Regions from separate parts of the Homo sapiens genome. Here region 1 is linked to region 2. The links are chromatin loops, found by intact Hi-C in ENCODE. Cell type or tissue: CD14-positive monocyte. All regions are shown on one strand. Each heading gives the region's core, and the rest is flanking DNA. Links, peaks and the distances in the headings are about the cores only.

The links. Peaks named below come from ENCODE experiments on the same cell type or tissue, not always from the same donor. Only the 100,000 strongest peaks of a DNase experiment are listed, where the experiment ranks them.
Region 1: it touches region 2 in a loop (2.9-fold over the local background); 4 of 110 quality-filtered maps call a loop at or near these places.

What each region holds. Positions count from the first base shown.
Region 1 is chr3:37,231,376-37,239,711 of GRCh38, reverse strand. No RefSeq gene overlaps it. Among named protein-coding and RNA genes, the nearest start is that of GOLGA4, 7.7 kb to the left of the region's middle. In CD14-positive monocyte, for the core only: no CTCF peak of the experiment used is centred there; a DNase peak (open chromatin) is centred at 3,481; H3K27ac peaks cover 653 bases.
Region 2 is chr3:36,901,130-36,909,465 of GRCh38, reverse strand. TRANK1 (tetratricopeptide repeat and ankyrin repeat containing 1) reads left to right here. Exons shown (of 24, transcript NM_001329998.2): 2 at 1,012-1,143; 3 at 6,191-6,317. Among named protein-coding and RNA genes, the nearest start is that of TRANK1, 40 kb to the left of the region's middle. RefSeq lists enhancers at 1,023-1,172, 1,183-1,502, 1,523-1,572. In CD14-positive monocyte, for the core only: a CTCF peak has its summit at 4,608; DNase peaks (open chromatin) are centred at 975, 1,315, 2,485 and 4,565; H3K4me3 peaks cover 1,722 bases; H3K27ac peaks cover 2,283 bases.

The DNA.
Region 1 (8,336 bases), core at 70-8,069, 330 kb before region 2:
AGAATAAAATTCAGCCCAAAGGCCAGATTGTGACCTCTGAGTCTTAGCTCTCTGCATTTCATTTTCCTCATCTTTAATAATTTAATACTATTTCATAGGATTGTTGTGAAGTTCAAATGAGATGATATGCGTAAAGCGTACAATTCACAGTAAATGAAACTTATCAATTCTAAGAGTTTAATTCTCACTCATAACGCTCTCCCTCTGTATGTTGAGAACTCCAGCCTACACCTTTCCCCTGAGCTCTAGATCAAGCTTGTCCAACCCACGGCCCCATAGGCTGCATGTGGCACAGGATGGCTTTGAATGTGGCCCAATACAAATTCATAAACTTTCTGAAAACATTATGAGATTTTTTTGTGATTTTTTTGGGGGGGGCTATCAGCTATTGTTAGTGTATTTTATGTGTGGCCCAAGCCAATTCTTCCAGTGTGGTCCAGGGAAGCAAAAAGATTAGACACCCCTGCTCTAGACTATAGCATCTCCACTGGGCTCTCAGGTTGAGCAGGGCCAAGAACTATGTCTGTCATGCATCCCAGTCAGTGCTAGTACAGGGCCTGACACTACATTTCTACAGAGTTAGTATTTTTTGTTTTTTTTTTTAAACAGAGTCTTACTCTGTTGCCCAGGCTGGAGTGCAGTGACGCGATCTCGGCTCACTGCAACCTCCGCCACCTGGGTTCAAGCAATTCTCCTGCCTCAGCCTCATGAGTAGCTGGGACTACAGGCCTGTGCCACCAAGCCAACTAATTTTTGTATTTTTAGTAAAGACGGGATTTCACCACGTTGGCCAGACTGGTCTCAAACTTCTGACCTCAAGTGATTCGTCCACCTCCGCCTCCCAAATTGCTGGGATTACAGGAGTGAGCCACTATGCCAGGGTTTTGTTTTTTTAAATACACTACCAATGGGGGAAAAAAAAACAATTAATCTTAATACATCCACTTGCCTTAATGGCCAACTGGGCAACTTCCCTTAATGGCCCTCCTTAATGGCCCACAGGCATCTCACCTTCAACATCTCCAAAAACAAAATCATCTGCTACTACCCCTCTACCATCACCATCAGGCTTGTCCCTTCTGTGTTTCCTCTTACCCTCTTGCTGCTTCTCCTTTTCATAAGCTTGTTTTTTCATCTATATTTTCTACCTTGGCTGGTGTAATCTCCATCTTCCCAGTTACCAAAGCCAAAAGTTTGGAAGTCAATCAAGACATCTCTCTCTATACATCACCCATATCCAGAGAATCACTAAGTCTTGTGTATTTTCCTCTGAAATACTTCTGAAATCCATCTGCTTTCCTAATTTACCCCGCCACTAGTTTCAGTCTTCATTATAGCTTATCATTTAAATGGCCCCCCAGTTTCCAGTTTTGCTTCTTTCCAATCCATCTTCCACATAGCTGATGTTACTCTCCTGCTGCAACCCCATCAGTGGTCACCTTGTCCTACATAACAGTGTTCGTGCTACCAGGCAGTACAAGAAGCCCTCAGCAGCCTGGCTCCTGCTTTCCCTCTTACTAAACCCTGGCCACTCTTCACACTTCAAAGTTCCAGAAATGTCAAATTAACTCAGGGTTCCCTTGGCACATTCTGCTTTTTCTTTTTTTAAGAGAGAGAGAGAGAGACAGGGTCTCACTGTGTTGCCCAGGCTAGTCTCCAACACCTGGGCTCAGGTGTTCCACATGCCTCAGCCTCCCTGATGTTCTGAGATTACAGGTGTGAGCCGCCACACCTAGCCACATCCTGCTTTTATTTTATTTTATTTTTTTTTGAGATGGTGTCTCAGTCTGTCACTCAGGCCAGAGTGCAGTGACATGATCTCGGCTCACTGCAACCTCTACTTCCTGGATTCAGGCGATTCTCCTGCCTCAGCCTCCCTAGTAGCTGGGATTATAGGCATATGCCACTACGCCCCGCTAATTTTTGTATTTTCAGTAGAGACGGTTTTGCCATGTTGGCCAGGCTGGTCTCGAACTCCTGACCTCAGGTGATCCGCCTGCCTCAGCCTCCCAAAGTGCTGGGATTACAGGCGTGAGCCACCACACCTGGCCCACAACCTGCTTTTATATACGTGCTTGCCTTTCTTTTTTTTGGTCTACAAATTATATAGAGCAGTTGTGAAAATCATGAGTACGGCAGTGTACTCATTGTCCTCCTTGACTGTACCTTTCTTCCTTTTCCACTTTGCCTCTCTACCCTGGACAATGCTGTGCTCATATTTCATAATCTCTTTCAAGCATTCTCTAATACCACTCCCCAAACCACCCCCGACACACACATATCAGTGGAGTTAATCATGCTCTCCTCTATACAGCCTCAGTCTTACATGCTGTTAATGTATGTATCACACTGAATTTTTATCTTCTTTTGTTACAAAAGTAATATGCTCACTGTAACAAATGTAATCTGGTTCCTGCAAATAACCTCTATTAGTAATTCATTTTTCGTTTTTTTAATTTTTCTGTATTTATAAAATATATACATTTAATTATCTATACATAAAATATATGAAATATATACATTTAATTATACATAAATATATTTAGTTTTGTTTTATGAAAAATTGATTATACAAAATCCATATCTTGCTTTCTTCAATTAATATGCCATGAATATCATTTCTAATCAGTATATGTATTTCAATCCCTTTAATGGCTGCATAGTATTTTATACTATGTATGAATTATAATTTAAGATTTCTAATTGGTAGGCATTTAGCTTCTCTCCTGTTTTTTGCTAATAAAAAACTATTAAAGTGAGCAACTTTATAAATAAATGTTTGTATACTAGTGTGTATGTTTCTGTAGAAAATAATGGATTTCTGGCCGGGAGTGGTGGCTCACGTCTGTAATCCTAGCACTTTGGGAGGCCAAGGCAGGTGGATCACGAGGTCAGGAGATTGAGACCCTCCTGGCCAACGTGGTGAAACCCCGTCTGTACTAAAAATACAAAAATTAACCTGGCATGGTGGTGCGCCCCTGTAGTCCCAGCTACTCGGGAGGCTGAGGCTGGAGAATCACCTGAACCAGGGAGTCCAAGGTTTCAGTGAGCCGAGATGGTGCCACTGCACTCCAGCCTGGCGACAGAGCGAGACTCCGTCTCAAAAAAAAAAAAAAAAGAAAAAAGAAAAAAGAAAATAATGGATTTCTAGAAGTATAATTGAGAGTTCCATCCAATGAGCATGATTAATGCCAACTTGATCTCCAAAATGTATAGCAATTTATATTTCTACTGATAGTGTGGGAAATGCCCTTATGAATATGTTTTTAATTTTTTGTCAGTCAAAAAGATGGTGAATCGTATTTTACTTTTGTTGTAGTTTCCATTTATTTAATTATAAGCAATGTTAAAACGTCATCTTAAGTGTGTATGTTATCATAGTTCTTTCACATTGTATTACACAATTCATGTAACCCAGATATTTGCTCTTCCTTTTCCCCTAAGGGACAATTCCCTCTAAGTATATTTAGGGAAGTAAAATAGTCCTTCATCTTCCAAGTTATGTGTTCTTCTCACTGTCTCTTTACTTTTGCTAAATCACCTCTCTGCTATGGGACACTTCTCCATTTGTTACTGGTCTCAGCCTGGACAGCATGACTGCAGTTCCCTGGGGATCTTGATGCTTATGCTTCCAAGGGGTTTTACGGGATGGGAGTTGGGGGAGAGGGGGGAATGAGTTGAATTTAGGGTAGGTGTCACATATTTTATGACCCCAGCTCTTACTTCCTTTCATTACAGTTCTACTCAAGATATGGAGGTGGGAGAAGAGAGACTTTTGTTGTAACAAGTAACAAAGATGTAGAAATTGAAATATTTGTATTACTATATTGTTTTAATATACTTCATTAGAAAGCTTCGAAATGTTATGTTGTTAATATTTACTTTTACAGGAGAATATTGTAAGGCTATGTAAATTTTAATTATAAAACAGTTGGAAAACCTCTCATGGAAGAAAGTTCTACACATCAGAGTCTAAACTTAGACTCTCTGGAATTTAGCCAACTTTTCAGCCTGGTATAACTTATCTTTAGAGGGTTTTTAAAAATGTTTGTTGTTACAGGCTCACGCCTGTAATCCTAGCACTTTGGGAGGCTGAGGTGGGCAGATCATGAGGTCAGAAGTTCAAGACCATCCTGACCAACATGGTGAAACCCCATCTCTACTGAAAATATAAAACTTAGCCGGGCGTGGTGTCACATGCCTGTAATCCCAGCTACTTGGGAGGCTGGGGCAGGGGAATTGCTTGAACCTGGGACACAGAGGTTGCAGTGAGTTGAGATCGCACCACTGCTCTCCAGCCTGGGTGACAGAGCAAGACTCCGTCTCAAAAAAAAATTTTTTTTTAATTTAAAATTTAAAAATTTAAACAAATGTTTGTTGTTAATTTAATGCCCATTACTGGCATAAAGTAAATAAACTATGGAAAAGTGAAGAGCTACTTCTTACTCTTATTGGCTCTGTTTGACAAATAGACACAAAGAACCAAAAAATGACTTGTCCATAGTAATATGATCTCAGTGATAGAACTAGAAAGTGACTCCAGGACTTCTTGCCCTCTTTCCTGGTCTCCAGCTGTGTTTAACACTTCCTTCACTTCTCTGAGTCACAGTTTGCTAATATTTTTAAGCTGTTCAACTTAATTTTTTTTTTTTTTTTTTGAGACGGAGTCTTGCTCTTTCACCCAGGCCGGAGTGCAGTGGCGCGATCTCGGATCACTGCAAGCTCCGCCTCCTGGGTTCTCGCCATTCTCCTGCCTCAGCCTCCCAAGTAGCTGGGACTACAGGCACTGGCCACTGCGCCCGGCTAATTTTTTGTATTTTTAATAGAGACAGGGTTTCATTGTGTTAGCCAGGATGGTCTCGATCTCCTAACCTCGTGATCCGCCCGCCTCGGCCTCCCAAAGTGCTGAGATTACAGGCGTGAGCCACTGCGCCCGGCCCAACTTAATTTTTAACAGTTCTGCATTTGTTTACATGACACGTTCCAGAGATATTTACATGGCTGATGACTCAAAAATGGAATCAGAGCAATCATTTGAAGAGAAAACAACACTGGGCTCAGAAGTAAATCTTATTTCAAGAATGAGGTCCCTTGGTAAGAGACAGAACTGTTCATGAGATAGAAATGAGAAGGTGTCAAATTCCCTACTCCTTACTAAGTAACTACTTGCTAATTAGACTCCTAAGTAACCTAATTCACTCTTGCAAACATTTAAATACTGTGTTTCCGTTGTAGTTTAAAAAAAAAGAGGTGCTTGCCAGTAATGTTGATAATGGTGATGAGTTCCCATGGAAAGGCTGGATAGAGTAATGAATAAGCAGATTAACATTAAAGTCAACTGATTGTGTTCAGATGCCAGCTTTGCCATTTATTATTTGTGATTGGGGAAAATAACTTCTGTATGTTTCAGTGTCTTCATCTCTAAAATTAAGACATGTAATTGTGGGTCCGGAATTGGTGGGTTCTTGGTCTCACTGACTTCAAGAATGAAGCCGCAGACCCTCATGGTGAGTGTTACAGCTCTTAAGGTGGGGCATCTGGAGTTGTTCGTTCCTTCTGATGTTTAGATGTGTTCGGAGTTTCTTCTTTCTGGGGGGTTCCTGGTCTCGCTGGCTCAGGAGTGAAGCTGCAGACCTTCGCGGTGAGTGTTACAGCTCTTAAGGCGGTGCATCTGGAGTTGTTCGTTCCTCCCGGTGGGCTCGTGGGCTCGCTGGCTTCAGGAGTGAAGCTGCAGACCTTCGCTGTGAGTGTTACAGCTCATAAAAGCAGTGTGGACCCAAAGAGTGAGCAGTAGCAAGATTTATTGCAAAGAGCAAAAGAACAACACTTCCACAGTATGGAAGGGGACCCCCGCAGGTTGCCACTGCTGGCTCAGGCAGCCTGCTTTTATTCTCTTATCTGGCCCCACCCACATCCTGCTGATTGGTAGAGTGGAGTGGTCTGTTTTGACAGGGCACTGATTGGTGCGTTTACAATTCCTGAGCTAGACACAAAGGTTCTCCACGTCCCCACTAAATTAGCTAGATACAGACTGTCAACACAAAGGTTCTCCAAGGCCCCACCAGAGTAGCTAGATACAGAGTGTCGATTGGTGCATTCACAAACCCTGAGCTAGACACAGGGTGTTGATTGGTGTGTTTACAAACCTTGAGCTAGATACAAAGTGCCGATTGGTGTATTTACAATCCCTGAGCTAGACATAAAGATTCTCCACGTCCCCACCAGACTCAGGAGCCCAGCTGACTTCACCCAGTGGGTCCCGCACTGGGGCTGCAGGTGGAGCTGCCTGCCAGTCCCTCGCCTTGCGCCCGCACTCCTCAGCCCTTGGGTGGTCGATGGGACTGGGCGCCGTGGAGCAGGGGGCGGCGCTCATCGGGGAGGCGCTCATCGGGGAGGCTCGGGCCGCACAGGAGCCCATGGAGAGGGTGGGAGGCTCAGGCAGGGCAGGCTGCAGGTCCCAAGCCCTGCCCCGCGAGAAGGCAGCTAAGGCCCGGTGAGAAATCGAGCGCAGCGCTCTTGAGCTGGCACTGCTGGGGGACCCAGTATACCCTCCGCAGCTGCTGGCCCGGGTGCTAAGCCCCTTATTGCCCGGGGCCGGCAGGGCCGGCAGGCTGCTCCGAGTGCGGGGCCGCCAAGCCCACGCCCACCCGGAACTCCGGCTGACCCGCAAGCACGGCGCGGAGCCCCGGTTCCCGCTCGCGCCTCTCCCTCCACACCTCCCTGCAAGCTGAGGGAGCCGGCTCCGGCCTTGGCCAGACCAGAAAGGGGCTCCCACAGTGCAGCAGTGGGCTGAAGGGCTCCTCAAGTGCCACCAAAGTGGGAGCCCAGGCAGAGGAGGTGCCAAGAGCGAGCGAGGGCTGTGAGGACTGCCAGCACGCTGTCACCTCTCAATTGTATCCACTATAATTCCTGTAAGGATTAAATGAGTATTTGGGTAATAGGTTGATATCTTTTGGTGGCGGGGTAGGGGTGGGAATTAAGTTTGAAAAAAATGAAATTATTGGCTGGGCGCAGTGGCTCACGCCTGTAATCCCAGCACATTGAGAGGCCAAGGAGGGCGGATCACAAGGTCACTAGATCGAGACCATCCTGGCTAACACGGTGAAATCCCGTCTCTACTAAATATACAAAAAATGAGCCGGGCATGATGGCGGGAGCCTGTAGTCCCAGCTACTCGGGAAGCTGAGGCGAGAGAATGGCGTGAACCCGGGAGGCGGAGCTTGCAGTGAGCCGAGATCGCGCCACTGCACTCCAGCCTGGGCGACAGAGTGAGACTGTCTCAAAAAAGAAAGAAAGAAAGAAAGAAAGAAATTATTAAAGTACTAGGAGAAAATGTAAGAGAATTTTATAATCTTGGAGTGCTAAAGGCCTAAGTGTAACACAAGATCCAGAAACCATAAATAAAAATAGTTTGTCAATCTATGCAAAAGTTTATTTTGAATTCTGCTTATCAAAAATACTATAATATAATGAAATATGGTGCAATTCATTGCTCTATAGTAATCATAAGACAATATAGATAAATCTTACATCATGGTGAACAGAAAAAAGACAAACGAAAGGATGTTTTAGTGTACATGATTCCCTATACAATTCCATATAAGCCAGAATTAATTTATTGTGTTAGAAGTAAAGGAAAATATTGTCTTGGGGTATAGGAAAGGCATAGCAATGGAGATGAGGGTTTCAGAGGAGATTTTCGAGCACTGATAATATTTTGTTTTGGTCATTGTTGGAGGTTACACTGATATATTTGACTTATTTCTGTTTCCCGATTGTAATGGGTACACAAATTTATGCATGCATTACAACTCATAGAGCTGTAAATCAAAAATGGAGCTCAATTTTTCTGCATGTAAATTTTAGAATAACAATATTTAGCCAAGAAAACTAATAAATAGGCACAAAATAAAAAAAAGAATGAGGCAGCTCTATATATATTGATATGGGGAGATCTCAGGATTAATTGTTAAGTGAGAAATCTATTGTGTATATAGCATGCTATCATCAGTGTGATTAAAAATTATGTGCATAAGCATATGCTATACACATATGTTAGATTGAATCTCATGGAATTGCTGATTTTTTTTAACTTCAAAAATGGCAATTTTGGTCAGACGCGGTAGCTCACACCTGTAATTCCAGCACTTTGGGCAGCCAAAATGGGTGGATCACTGGAGCCCAAGAGTTTGAGCCTGGCCAATGTAGCAGAACCTTGTCTCTGCAAAAAAATATTTAATTTAGCTGGGTTTGTGGTGTGCACCTGTAGTCACAGCTATTCTGGAGGCCGAGATAGGAGGATCGTTGCTCCAGAGAGGTAGAGGCTGCAGTGAGCT
Region 2 (8,336 bases), core at 305-8,304:
ACCCCCACCTTTTCCCTGTCTCCTTGGCAGCTGCTTCTTAAGATCTTCCTGGGTGCTCTCCTCTCCTGCCTTTGTTCAGCACACTTACCAAGGCCCCCCATGTGGTCAGGGCTGCCAGGCAGTTCTCTCCAACCACCCAGGCCACACTGGAGAAAATCAGTAATGTGCGTCTTCTCTGGGTCTGGCATTCAATTGTTACACCACAGATATTTAAGTACCCCTTATGTTCAAGGCCATACGGCTACAAAACTTAACAAAATAGGGGTTTGACCTGAAAGAGGCAAATACCCTTGGGGGACACAGACAAGTAGGCAGGCAATGGCTGTCTCAGGGACAAATATTTCAAGGCTTATTTTATAGTGTTTTAAGAAAGGAGGGGGACAGGAGAGACAGTGGTTGTGTCTCTGTGTCCTAGCCACTTGCATACTGAGGCCTTCACCTGCCCTCCCTGTTCCATCTGCTAAGAGAGTGGAAGTACTATCAGCTGAGTTTTTACCAATACGTGATGTGGTACAGTGGTCAAGAGCAGAAACTAGAAATTGGTCAGATCTGGGGTCAGAAATGGGAAATGCCATCAGCAGATTTTTAGGCAAGTGACTTGAACCTCTGAGCCTCAGTTTCCTCATCTGAACAGTGGGGACAATGCCTTCCTGTGGGCTGTGATGATGGGTAAATGAGATTAATAATAATGCCAGTTACAGGGATAGCACTCACTACCTGCCAGGTTTATGTTGTCTCATGCATGGAAGCAGCCTCCTCCAGATCATTAATGCTGAATAAATGGAATTGGTCTGGCCACCCTTGAGAACAGAAAAGAACTGACAAAGAAATAGTCTTGTCAGACACTCTGCCTGGTTTCCTGGTGGTGAGAGGTGTTGCCAAGATGTGCCCTTTGAAGGTGGGTGGGGCCATAGTGAGCGAACTCCTTCTCCAGATTTCAGCAATGCAGACCGGAAGGTGAACATGCCCTGCACGGGTCTGGCAGCAAGCGTCTCCCCCGTCTCCTCACAGGATGGACCTGACAGCTTACGCTGAGCTGCTGAAAGAATCCGGCAACCAGGTTCTTAAGAATGGGAACTTCTCTTTGGCCATCAGAAAGTACGATGAAGCCATCCAGATTCTCCTGCAGTTATACCAGTGGGGGTAAGTGTTTGCATTTTCACCTCATCTTTTCTTTTTCAGTACATGGGACTCTGTTCCTTATGATTTCTTTTCATTTCTTATCATTCCACCCTGTTTCTGTTTTCTTTATTGCTCACTTCCTATTTATCTTCTCTGCATTGTCAGCTTAGAAGTGAACAGGGATTGTGTAAGAAGGGAAATAGAAAGTGAAACATAGAGGACTGTTGATAAACATAACAAAACTTCCCGTTCTGGCTGGCTAGGGGTCAGATTTAATGGGATGGCTGAAGTCTTCGAACAAACCTCTTCGTTGTCATTCATTTCATCTTCTTTATTATCTATGCCATTTACTCCGTGGCCACAGCGCACACCCCGCCGGGCACTAAGGTTCACTTTCTCTTTCCTTGCCCCTTCAGCTTCTTACAGACCTGTTCTCAAACATTGTAGTATCACAACATGCTTAAACATTGCTGAGGACCCTAAAGAGCTTCTTCTGTTTATGTAGGCTGTAGCTGTCAATACAGTATGGTAGAACTTAAAACTGATAAAAAAATAAAATATGTATTTATTTAAAAATATTGGCCGGGTGCGGTGGCTCATGCCTGTAATCCCAGCACTTTGGGAGGCCGAGGTGGGCAGATCACGAGGTCAGGAGATCGAGACCATCCTGGCTAACAGGGTGAAACCCCATCTCTATTAAAAATACAACAGATTAGCCGGGTGTGGTGGTGGGCACCTGTAGTCCCAGCTACTCCGGAGGGTGAGGCAGGAGAATAGCGTGAACCCGGGAGGTGGAGCTTGCAGTGAGCCGAGATTACGCCACTGCACTCCATCCTGGGCGACAGAGCCAGACTCCGTCTCAAAAAAAAAAAAAAAAAAAAAAATCAATAAATTTGCTGGGTAGAGTGGCTCAAACCTGTAATCCCAGCACTTTGGGAGGCCGAGGCGGTCAGATCACCTGACTTCAGGAGTTCAAGACCAGCCTGGCCAACATGGTGAAACCCCATCTCTACTAAAAATACAAAATTAGCTGGGCGTAGTGGCGCACGCCTGTAATCCCAGCTACTTGGGAGGCTGAGGCAGGAGAATCGCTTGATCGTGGGAGGCAGATGTTACAGCGAGCCGAGATCGTGCCATTGAACTCTGGCCTCGGTGACAAGAGTGAAACTCTGTCTCAAAAATAAATAAATAAATATATCAGTAAATCTATTACATGTTGTATTTTTAAAGTATATTTTCCAAAACAAAAACTTGTACATTTTTGTAAATCTCCTTCTTAATGTCTTGTCTCCACAGAAGACAGCTGGCTTCTTACATCTGTATTCAGTCTGTTGCAATATCACATGTCATATGGCTTCTGGAAAACTCCCTGTGTGAGTGTGAGGGAATGAGTATGAACAAGGCACATTATGTCTTAATTATTGTATTAGTTTCCTGTTGCTGCTGTAGCAAGTTACCACCAATTTAGGGCTTAAAGCAATACAAATTTTTTCTCTTGCAATTCTGAAGATCAGAAGTTCTAAATGAGTCTAATGGGGCTAAAATCAAGGTGTTAGCAGGGCTGGTTCTTTGTGGAGGCTCTGAGGGGGAGAAGGCACTTCCTTGCCTTTCTCAGCTTTGAGTGGCGGTGTGTATTCTTTGGCTTGTGGCTCCTTCCTTTATCTTCAAAGCTTATCATTCCAATCTCTGCTTCTGTCATCACCTTGCCTTCTCCTCAGCTGTGCTTCTGTCTCCCTCTGTCTCTCTCGATCATAGGGACCCTTGTGATTTTATCATAATTCAGGATAATCTCCTATTCCTAAAATCCTTAAATTGATCACATCTGCTACATCATTTGTTAATCACAAAAGTTTGTCTTTTTCCATAAAAAGAACAGTATTTGGGGGCCATTATTCAGCTTACCACAACTGTGAAAGTATTTTCACCTTGTGGATCACCTGCAGTGGCCTTGAGGGTCCCCAGAAGTTCCCAGATCATCCTTTTGGAACAGCTGCAGTAGAGCGAGCAGATGTTGGCATCTGTAGGGTGCACACAACCTAAACTTGTGCTAGGAAATGGCACCAAATTAAATTACTGAAACACGGCTCCACCTCCCCCTCCCATCTCCTTGATGTCTACACTCTAGTTGAGGTTGAGTTGAGTGTAATTAGCTTGTGTCTGTAGTTTCTGCAGTTCTGCCTTGTCCTGGTACATATCAGAATTGTGTCAGAGCTGGGTCTAGAGATCCTCGATCAAGGCAAACATTCAGCTTTCTTAGAAAGAGGTAGTATTGTGTAGTGTTTATGGTTGTAGACTGACCCCACACTATGTGTGTTCAAAGCTCAGCTCCACCACTTACTGTGTGACCCCTACTGGGACTTCTGCCTGGACCCTCATGTTGCCTTTTGTGGGACCTTCCTGACACTGTTCCCCTTGCCCATCACCTGCTGCTGGCCTTCCTGCCACAGCTAGCTAACACTGAGACTCAGGTGCATGTGATTTACAGCGTACTTGCAGGAGAAAGGGGACTGAGGGAGGCAGGATGGCACAAGGAAGGCTCTAAGCAGGGATGGTGTCTAAACCAAGCAAGATTTGCCTGATCCCATAGGCAGCTCTGGAGCATGAATCATACTGCAGAGCTGGTTCCATCTTGAGGCAAGGAGGTTAACCTTTTGATTCTCATATCAGTCAGTCACTGGTTTTAGGCTGTCTGGCTCCCGGCAGTCATCCTAGGGAGTGGGCTATATTAGTCTGCTTGCGCTACCATAACAAAATAGCACAGACTGGGTGGCTTAAACAACAGAAATTTATTTTTCAAAGTTCTACAGGCTGGGAAGTCCAAGATCAAGCTGCCCCCTGTGAGGGCTGTCTTCCTGGCTTGTAGATGGTTGCCTTCTCACTGTGTTACGTGCAAAGAGGAGAGAGCAAGCTCTCCAGCGTCTCTTCTTATTCCATTGTGAGGACTCCACCCTCATGACCTCAGCTAAACATAATTACCTCCCAATGGTTCCATGTTCAAATATTGTCACATTGAGGGGTAGGGCTTCAACCCAGGGATTTTTTTTTTTTTTTTTGAGACAGAGTCTTGCTCTGTCTCCCAGGCTAGAGTGCAACGGCACGATCTCGGCTCACTGCAAGCTCCGCCGCCTCCCGGGTTCACGCCATTCTCCTGCCTCAGCCTCCCGAGTAGCTGGGACTACAGGCACCTGCCACCACGCCCGGCTAATTTTTTGTATTTTTAGTAGAGATGGGGTTTCACCGTGTTAGCCGGGATGGTCTCGATCTCCTGACCTCGTGATCCGCCCGCTCGGCCTCCTAAAGTGCTGGGATTACAGGCATGAGCCACTGTGCCCGGCCTACCCAGGGATTTTTTTTTTTTTGGCAGTTGGGGATGGGGGAAGTTCAGTCCCTAGTATGGGTGTAACTTCCTGGGGAGAGGGTAGCTCTCATTAGGCTGAGGATAAATCTCTGGAGAACAGGGTGCTGAGAACCTCTAGCTGCAGCCAACAGACATTGCAGCTGGGAATGGCTGCACTGGCCAGAGTGTCTGGGATGGACACCATGGCATCTCTTACACTTGCGGTCACTGCTCCCTTGCTGATCCCTCACTGCCTGACCCCACTGCCTCCTGTGTGCTTCTGGGGCCTCATCCCTTCACCTAGAGGGAATGTTGGGCCATGAAAGAAGCCAGACACAAAACATCGAGGGTGGGGACAGTAATGGAGGTGATTTTTCCTTTGTTTATTAATATTTTTGTGCTTGTCTGCATTATCTACAGTGATTTTTGTATTATTCTACAGTGATTTGTATTATTTTTACGATTAAGATTTTTTTTTTTCTTTTTTTGAGACGGAGTCTTGCTGTGTTGCCAGGCTGGAGTGCAGTGGTGCGATCTTGGCTCACTGAAATCTCCTCCTCCTGGGTTCAAACGATTCTCCTGCCTCAGCCTGCCATGTAGCTGGGACTACAGGTGCACCCCACCACACCCAGATAATTTTTTTGTATTTTAGTAGAGATGGGGTTTCACCATGTTGGCCAGGATGGTCTCGAACTCCTCGCCTCGGCCTCGGCCTCCCGAAGTGCTGCGATTACAGGCATGAGCCACTGCGCCTGGCCTATTTAATATCTTAATTATGTAATCCCAGCACTTTGGGAAGCTGAGGCAGGCGGATCACGAGGTCAGGAATTCGAGACCATCCTGGCCAACATGGTGAAACCCCATCTCTACTAGAAATACAAAAATTAGCCGGGTGTGGTGGTGTGCACCTGTAATCCCAGCTACTCGGGAGGCTGAGGCAGAAGTGCTTGAACCCAGGAGGTGGAGGTTGCAGTGAGCTGAGATTGCACCACTGCATTCCAGCTTGGGCGACAGAGTGAGACTCTGTCTCAAAGATATTAAATAAAAAAGAAGTCATAAGGCTTGCTTTTTTTATTTGTGTGTCTTATATTCCATTGGTAGCTGGGCTTCTCTTGACATATTGTGGTTTGCTTTGAATTTTCCTTTTTCTTCTGGCCTGGTTTCAGCATTAACTTGCAGCTATATTACCTCTAGACCAAGGCCAGAGCCATCCCTGCCCTGCTGCGCTTTAAAGGGCCCTCCTTTGGCCATCTTCCAGCTGTGCCCCTCCTCACAGGCAGGAGTCTGTGGGGCCAGGGCCGTACTCACCCAGAGTTCTTGCATCCCCTTTGGTCTACACTGTGGGTACCAAGACTATGGAATTCCCTGCCTTATAGGCCCTGCTCCCAGGGCCTGCACAGGCCTCTTACCTGAAGCCGATTCTTCTGAGGGCTGGCAATGGAGATGAAATGATTATGCGTGGAGATCAGTGAGAGATGGAACCAACCTGTTGAGAACAATTGTCATTAAAAGACGGGAGCAGAGTATTTGGGAGTGAGGAAGGACAGATTTATATATTGTAAATGTTCCAGGCTCGTTTGGGGTCTGGGAGACTGATCTGATAAGCATGAATGAGTCATTTCCTACTGAAACCCCCTTCCTGATGGCAGCAGCCAGCACCGAATGGGGGGACTTCACAGACTGTTTTCTGTATTTGCAGAACCATGACAGACCACCGGTTTGTTCTTACAGGGTTCCCCCGAGGGACTTGGCTGTGCTGCTGTGCAACAAATCAAATGCATTTTTCAGCCTTGGGAAGTGGAATGAGGCATTTGTTGCTGCCAAGGAATGTCTCCAATGGGATCCAACCTACGTGAAGGTATGGGGTGGGAGGGTGAAGGTGTGGGGAGATGACTTGAGAGTATTGGGGTGGTGGATGAAGGTATGAAAGGATGAGAGAAAGTGTGGGGCAGTGGCACCTGGGGGTGGCAGCTGCTGCCTCCTTCCTTTTAGCCTGCCTCTTTCCATTCCTTTTAAAAGTGGAAATGCTAGGAGTTCTTCTAGATCTCTTTGCATCTTCAGACAGATGCCCATGGGGCATGTGATCATTATCTGGAGAAGAGTAAAAACAAGGATCGCCTAGTGTTGAAATGCACTTTGTAGGAACAGCAGAGCTTGGCCTCCTAGTGGATGGAGCACAATGGAGATCACAGAGGAACTTGTTTTGTTCTGATATAGTTACACCCAAACTCATAATCTGTGCATGTTCTTTGCCGTTCGCAAGTTTCATCTGAGCAAAGCTTTACTTCAAATGCAAGCTGGGTGGGTGACACAAAACCAATTTTTCAGAAGGCATTTCTTATAGTAGAAACCAGCTCTTCAGAGAGATCATGGAGTTTGAGAGGCCACTAAGACCCTTTAAGATTGTTAACAAAGGTCAATAAACATCATTTGATTGTTTTTTCATCAGAAATGCCCTGAGTGCCACTCTTCATGGCACCTTTACTGTTCTTGGTGCCTCAAGGCAGACAAAAGGAGCAGAAGACTCATCCCAGCTCTTGAGTAGTTTGCATTCAATCTGGGGAGAAAAAGAGCACTACATTCAGAGGCCTTAAATTCAATAGCCACTCTGGAGCATCTGAAGCAACACATAATGTGTGACTGCTAGAAACAAAATACAATGGAAAGGGAGTGGTGGAGGTTTGACCTATAGAGTACTTTAACTTTAAGAGAGGGATTTGGATATTTTACATAATAAGTAGACACTGACTCTTAAACTTCTTATTGGAAGATGAATATTTTAGAACAAGCTCGTCCAACCCCTGGCCCAGGACAGCTTTGAATGTGGCCCAACACAAATTCATAAACTTTCTTAAAACATTGAGATTTTTTTTTGCGGTTATTTTTTTAAAGCTTATCAGCTATTGTTAGTGTCAGTGGATCTTATAAGTAGCCCAAGACAATTCTTCTTCCAATATGGCCCAGGGAAGCCAAAAGATTGGATACCTCTGCTTTAGAATTTATTGACTAGTTTTGAAAATGGGAGTGCATTCCTGGGAAATTTCTTCCCAAAGGTATTTTAGGATATTCCCAATCCTCTCGCTGGGACAGTATTAATATTTGGGTTTTGCCCAAATCCCGGAAGTGGAGGCTGTGACTGTGGCCCAAGGGACTTGATGCTCTTACATCAAGGGGCTTCTTCCTTGATTGGCCAAACCTGCAGCAGCCCCTGACAGCACAGCAACCAGGGCCACTTCCTAGTTCTTACCCAGAACTCCTGGGAGTCTCTCTCCATCCTCTCTCCCCTTCCCCACCGCAATTGTCCTCTACAGGCAAGGCAAAAAATTTTCCCTCTACCTTCTTTTGGTTCAGTGGCTGAGGCCTTGCAAATCAGATTGACAAGAGACAGATTAACGAGAGAAAAGCACACAGATTTCATTTGATGTTCACTTTTATGTGTCAAAGGAATCTTTCTAGAAGAGAGGTAAAGCTCCAAAAAATGTGGACAGGCCTGAGATCTTCTATGATATTTTTAATAAAGAATAATAAATTGTGGGGATGCGACAAGATAAAGGAAAAGAGTTTTAGGTCTCTAGGGGCTGCAAACTGTGGGAAGGTGTATATATGTGGGAACGTAGTGGAAGATAAGGGGCTATCTTAGCAAGGTTTGTTCAGGCCAGTCTTGGTGCTCAATTTCTCTCTTCTTCATGGCCATAAAACTTCCCTGGGAGAGAAGATTTATGGCAGTCCTCATTTCTTCAGAGTTTCTGCTTTTTAATCAGTTAAGTGAAGCTCAGGGGAGGCTTCTTTTTGCATCTGTTGAATCTCAGATACCTTCAGCTCGAAATAATCCTTATGCCAAAGTGGCATATTTTAGGGTGGCATATTCTGATCCCCT